Regions from separate parts of the Homo sapiens genome. Here region 2 is linked to region 1. Evidence: read pairs that join two places in POLR2A ChIA-PET (ENCODE). Cell type or tissue: Caco-2. All regions are shown on one strand. Links, peaks and the distances in the headings refer to the core of each region. The heading gives the core; the rest is flanking DNA. Region 1 overlaps FBN3 (fibrillin 3). Region 2 has its middle 20 kb from the start of CCL25.

The links. Peaks named below come from ENCODE experiments on the same cell type or tissue, not always from the same donor. Only the 100,000 strongest peaks of a DNase experiment are listed, where the experiment ranks them.
Region 2: POLR2A ChIA-PET joins it to region 1 with 8 read pairs; 3 of 35 experiments call an interaction of 5 or more read pairs at or near these places.

Annotation. Positions count from the first base shown.
Region 1 is chr19:8,111,470-8,114,380 of GRCh38, reverse strand. It overlaps FBN3 (fibrillin 3), which reads left to right. Exons shown (of 64, transcript NM_032447.5): 31 at 2,282-2,404; 32 at 2,611-2,733. Among named protein-coding and RNA genes, the nearest start is that of FBN3, 37 kb to the left of the region's middle. In Caco-2, for the core only: no CTCF peak of the experiment used is centred there; a DNase peak (open chromatin) is centred at 1,100.
Region 2 is chr19:8,031,759-8,034,669 of GRCh38, reverse strand. No RefSeq gene overlaps it. Among named protein-coding and RNA genes, the nearest start is that of CCL25, 20 kb to the left of the region's middle. In Caco-2, for the core only: no CTCF peak of the experiment used is centred there; DNase peaks (open chromatin) are centred at 679 and 1,279.

The DNA.
Region 1 (2,911 bases), core at 156-2,655:
CTGCTTGGGAGGCTGAGGCAGGAGCATCACTTGAATCCAGGAGGCGGAGGTTGCAGTGAGCCAAGATCACACCACTGCACTCCAGCTTGGGCCACAGAGCAAGACTCCATCTCAAAAAAACAAACTTTTTTTTAATTAAAAAGAAATTGATTCTCCTTCTAGAATAATAGTTCTGGAAGCCAGAAGTCTGAAATCAAGGTGTCTACAGGGTTAGTACCTTCTTGGGGGCTCAGAGGCAGAAAGTGTTCCATGCCTCCTTGCTGTTCCTCAGCTTGTAGATGTGTCATTCCAGTCTCTGTCTCCATCTTCACACGGCCTTCTTCTCTCTGTGTATCTATTTTTTTTTATTTTTCATGTTTTACATTTTATTTATTATTTATTTATTTTTGTGAGATAGTGTCTCACTCTGTCTCCCAGGCTGGAGTGCAGTGACACAATCATAGCTCACTGCAGCCTCCACCTCTCCAGGCTCAGGTGATCTTCCCACCTCAGCCTCCCACACGTGCCGCCACACTCAGCTAATTTTTTTTTTTTTTTTTGTAGAGATAGTGTTTTACTATGTCGCCCGGGTTGGTCTTGAACTCCTGGACTCAAGTAATCCTCTTGCCTCGGCCTCCCAATTTGTTGGGATTACAGGCACGAGTCACTGCACCCAGTAGTATCTAATTTGTAAAGATGAGGTCTCGCTGTGTCGCCCAGGCTATAGTGCAGTGGTGTGATCATAGCTCATGAACTAGTTCATAGCCTTAAACTCCTGGGTTCAAGCAATCCTCCCAGCCTCAGCCTCCTGAGTATCTGGGACTACAGGTGCATGCCACCAAGCTGGGCTAATTTTTAAAAAAGTGTTTGTTGATCAGGCATGGTGACTCATTTCTGTAATGCCAGCACTTTGGGAGATTGAGGTGGAAGGATTCTTGAGCTCAGGTGTTTGAGATAAAAATTTTAAAAAATAGCCAGGCATGCTGGCGCTCACCTGTAGTCTTAGCTACTCAAGAGGCTGAGGATTGCTTAAGACCAGGAGATCCAGGCTGCAGTGAGCTATGATTGCACCATTGCACTGCACTCCAGCCTGGGTGACAGAGTGAAACCATGCCTCAGGGGGAAAAAAAAGTGTTTTTGTAGAAACAGGTTCTCACTATGTTGCCCAACCTCGTCTCAAACTCCTTGCCTCAAGCGATCCTCCCACCTTGGCCTCCCAAGTAGTTGGGATTACAGGTGTAAGCCATTGCATCTGGCTACACAGCCTTCTCAAAAGAACACTCATCACTGGATGGGAGCCTACACTAATCCGGGATGACCTCATCTTAACTTAGTTACATCTACGAAGACCCTGTTTCCAAATAAGGTCACATTCACCAGTTTCAGGGTTTAGGACTTGAGCATACCTTTTAAGGGGACACAATTCTATCCACTCCAGTTACATGGTTATTTTAATGTGTATTAGAAACAAGTGTTACATAACAGAGCATCAAGCCTATGACTTCTTAGAGGTTGTTGATGTTGATCCAAAATTGTCTTTTAAAACACAATTTATGTCAGGGAAAACAGAAGTGTGGGAAAGAAATGTTTAGTAACAGCAGCTCACCAAGGTTTAACATGGCAGAGATCATAAGGGTGAGGCATAATTGACTCTGGATTGGAAATGCTGGTGGACAGGGAAATCCTGGCTTGGAAAAGGGGCGTGTTCATACGGACAGTCACTTTTTTATTTTTTTATTTATTTATTTTTTTGAGACGGAGTCTCACTCTGTCGCCCAGGCTAGAGTGCAGTGGCACAACCTCTGCTCACTGCAAGCTCCGCCTCTCGGGTTCACGCCATTCTCCTGCCTCAGCGTCCTGAGTAGCTGGGACTACAGGCACCTGCCACCACGCCTGGCTAATTTTTTTTTTGTATTTTTAGTAGAGACAGGGTTTCACCGCATTAGCCAGGATGGTCTCGATCTCCTGACCTCGTGATCCACCCGCCTCGGCCTCCCAAAGTGCTGGGATTACAGGCGTGAGCCACCGCACCCGGCTGGACAGTCACTCTTAATATCTACCCCAAGTCTTTCATGCTGCTATTTCAGGCCATTTCTGAGGGCTGCTGAGAGTCATGTCTGTTGGGTTTCGGGGTTTTCCTCTTGGGCTCTGGGTAAAGATGGAAGCTCCCCAGGTGAATGGGAGGAGGCTTTCTGGGCCAGCTCTCCCCTAGAGAGGAAGAGTCCCTGCCCTTTCCGCTGCTATTGCATCGAGTCTTTCCTTCTGTGACTGGGTCTTGGCGTCGTGCCTCCTCTCCCTTTAGATGTGGATGAATGCGAGGTTGGAGGACACAACTGTGACAGTCACGCCTCCTGTCTCAACATCCCGGGGAGTTTCAGCTGTAGGTGCCTGCCAGGCTGGGTGGGGGATGGCTTCGAATGTCACGGTGAGTACCTGGGGGCAGGGAGTGGGGGCAAAGCAGTAGAGGTAGGTGGGGGGCAAGGCGGTGGGGGGCAAGGCAGTGGGAGGGTGGGATCCGGGAGTGTCTGCAGGGGGGCAGTCAGGGTTGGAGGGTTGATGGGTCTTTCTCCCTTCTGCGCCCACCCAATGCACACACCATGGGGTGGGGGGTCTGGGCTCCATCTCCTGCAGACCTGGATGAATGCGTCTCCCAGGAGCACCGGTGCAGCCCAAGAGGTGACTGTCTCAATGTCCCTGGCTCCTACCGCTGCACCTGCCGCCAGGGCTTTGCCGGGGATGGCTTCTTCTGCGAAGGTGAGATTAGAGGGGTGGGAGGGCAGGGGCCCTAGAGGGACAGCCACGGGGGCTGAATTCACGGTGGCTGCCATGGTCACTCGACCTCCTGACTCCTTCTGACTCAATCGCCGCTCTGTGGGTGCTGGAGAGGCTGTGTCCTCGGCCCAGGCGGTGCTGCGGCCTGCCCACGGCTCCC
Region 2 (2,911 bases), core at 319-2,818, 80 kb after region 1:
GGAGGTTGCAGTGAGCTGAGATCACGCCACTGCACTCTAGCCTGAGCGATAGAGCAAGACTCCATCTCAAAAAAAAAAAAAAAAAAAAGATAAGTAACTAAGTGGAAATTACTCATTTCAGTCTCACCCCTACCTCACCAAATACTTTTTGTCATTTCTACATCTCCTTTTAAGCCAAATATTAAAACCTTTTTAATGGAAATTATTTACTATGCCACCCTCATGGGAATTGCTTTAGTCTACTATTTGCAGAAGGACTATATACTGTAGTACCCTCAGGGTGGAATATCGGACACAGAGTCTCAATTACCGTAGCATTTGGCTTAGTTATTATCCTCATACCAGGAATAACAGTTGCTAACAAACAAATAACACATGGGTCTTCCCAAACATGCGCCTCTGCCTGTCATTGGGAAAAAAATGTTGATTCTGTCTCAACCAATTAGGCCTAATAAGAAACGCTGCTGAAGGCCAGGCGCAGTGGCTCACGCCTGTAATTCCAACACTTTGGGAGGCCGAGGCAGACGGATCACGAGATCAGGAGATCAAGACCATCCTGGCTAAGACAGTGAAGCCCCGTCTCTGCTAAAAATACAAAAAATTAGCCGGGCGTGGTGGCGCGTGCCTGTAGTCCCAGCTACTTGGGAGGCTGGGGCAGGAGAATGGCATGAACCTGGGAGGTGGAGCTTGCAATGAGCTGAGATCGCGCCACTGCACACCAGCCTAGGCGACAGAGCGAGACTCCGTCTCAAAAGAAAAAAAAAAAAAAAAACGCTGCTGAAAAGCCTAGGACTAATGTTTTTACCCTTTATGGCCATTTCGTAGACAACTACCAAAACATCTACACACAATATTGCTCCTGCAGGCAATCCAAGACCAAAAAACTCTCCGTGTCTCCCCTCCACCCCACAACAGCAGGAAGTAGCCAGAAAGAACACGTCGCCCCTTGTCCTTTTACAACTATAGGGTCTGGAATGACAGAGCAGAAGCACTGTCATCTTGGACAAACCCCACCACTTTAAGTTCCAGCTCCCTCTCTAGCCTCTTACATTTCAAGGATATCACTTATCTTCTAACTACAAGCAGCCAGAAAGAGCAGGCAGTAAAACACAGATAAGACAGCTCGGGCACAGAGGGAAATAGGGGGAAAGTCTGTTGGGTAATTGCCAAACTTCACCCTCATACAATGGGCCCCAGTAAAACAGTGGGGCCTTACTTAATAAGCACATTCCTTTCCCTTCAGGTGCACTGAAACAGGGAAGCCAAAGGCAGACTCCCGGTGGGGGTTTTTGGGGGGCGGGTATGCCTGCAGCTGCAAGAAGATGTATGGGGACAGACACGCAACTCTCCCTCCCAGATAAGCACAACAAAGAGACACAGAAGCAGTCCAAGCCTCTGATAAACTCTCCCACCCTGAATCCTTAAAACTCTTAGTCTGGGCTGAGCTCGGTGGCTCATGCCTGTAATCCCAGTATTTTGGGAGACTGAGGTGGGCAGATCACGAGGTTCGAGACCAGCCTGGCCAACATGGTGAAACCCCGTCTCTACTAAAAAATACAAAAATTAGCCGGGCATGGTGGCACATGCCTGTAATCCCAGCTACTCAGGAGGCTGAGGCAGGAGAATAGCTTGAACCTGGGAGGCAGAGGTCGCAGTGAGCCGAGATCACGTCATTGCACTCCAGCCTGGGCAACAAGAGCGAAACTCTGTCTCAAAACAAAAACAAGAAACAAACAAACAACCCAAAAACAAAAAAACCTCTTAGTCTGTAAGAGAGTTTGCCTCTGACTCAACTTGCCTGGAATACTCCTCTCAGGTTTGTTTTCTCTAAAATAAACCTGTGTTGACTGGCAAGCCAACTTTTGTGTTTCTTTCCTCTTTATTTCTTACAGGCCTCCCAACATGCTGGGATTACAGGCGTGAGCCACTGCACCTGGCCTAACTGAAACTTAAAACACATTTTCCCGGCCGGGCTCAGTGGCTCACGCCTGTAATCCCAGCACTTTGGGAGGCTGAGGCGGGCAGATCACGAGATCAAGAGTCCAAGACCAGCCTGGCCAACATGGTGAAACCCCATCTCTACTTAAAATACAAAAATTAGCCAGGCATGGTGGCGCATGCCTGTAGTCCCACCTACTAGGGAGGCTGAGGCAGGAGGATGGCTTGAACCCAGGAGGTGGAGGTTGCAGTGAGCCAAGATCATGCCGCTGCACTCCAGCCTGGGCAACAGAGTGAGATTCTGTCTCAAAAAAAACAAAAACAAACAACAACAACAACAAAAAAAAAAAACACACAGACACATTTTCCCTTTAGCATTGCTTCTAAAATTCAAAAATGAGCTGTCCTAGGGAAAGGGAACAAGGACTGCCCTAGGACATGTTGAAGAATGTGGAAAATGTTTCATATTTAAAATGTTGATTCATTGATTGATTGAGACAGGGTCTCACTCTGTTACCCAGGGTGGAGTGCAGTGGTGTGATCATGGCTCACTGCAGTCTCAAACTCCTGGGGTCCAGTGATCCCTCTCACTTCAACCTCCCAAGTAGCTGGGATTACAGGTGTGCACCATCATGCCCAGCTAACTTTGTCATTTTTTTGTAGAGACAGGGATCTCGCTATGTTGCCCAGGCTGGTCTTGAACTCCTGAGCTAAAGCAATTCTCCTGCCTCAGCCTCCCAAAATGCTGGGATTACAGGTGTGAGTCATTGCACCTGGCAGGGAAGCATTTCAAAGTCAGCTACATCTTGACTTTGACTATTCAGAATATTTAAAAATGAATAAGTAGTAAGAAATAAAGAACAAAGGTACCATGAAACAAAGATTGGGCCCTTGGGTCTTTATAGGAATAACTTTTTCGGGGGGCAGGGATGGGGGTAGGCTCTGTCGTCCAGACTGGAGTGCAGTGGCCCGA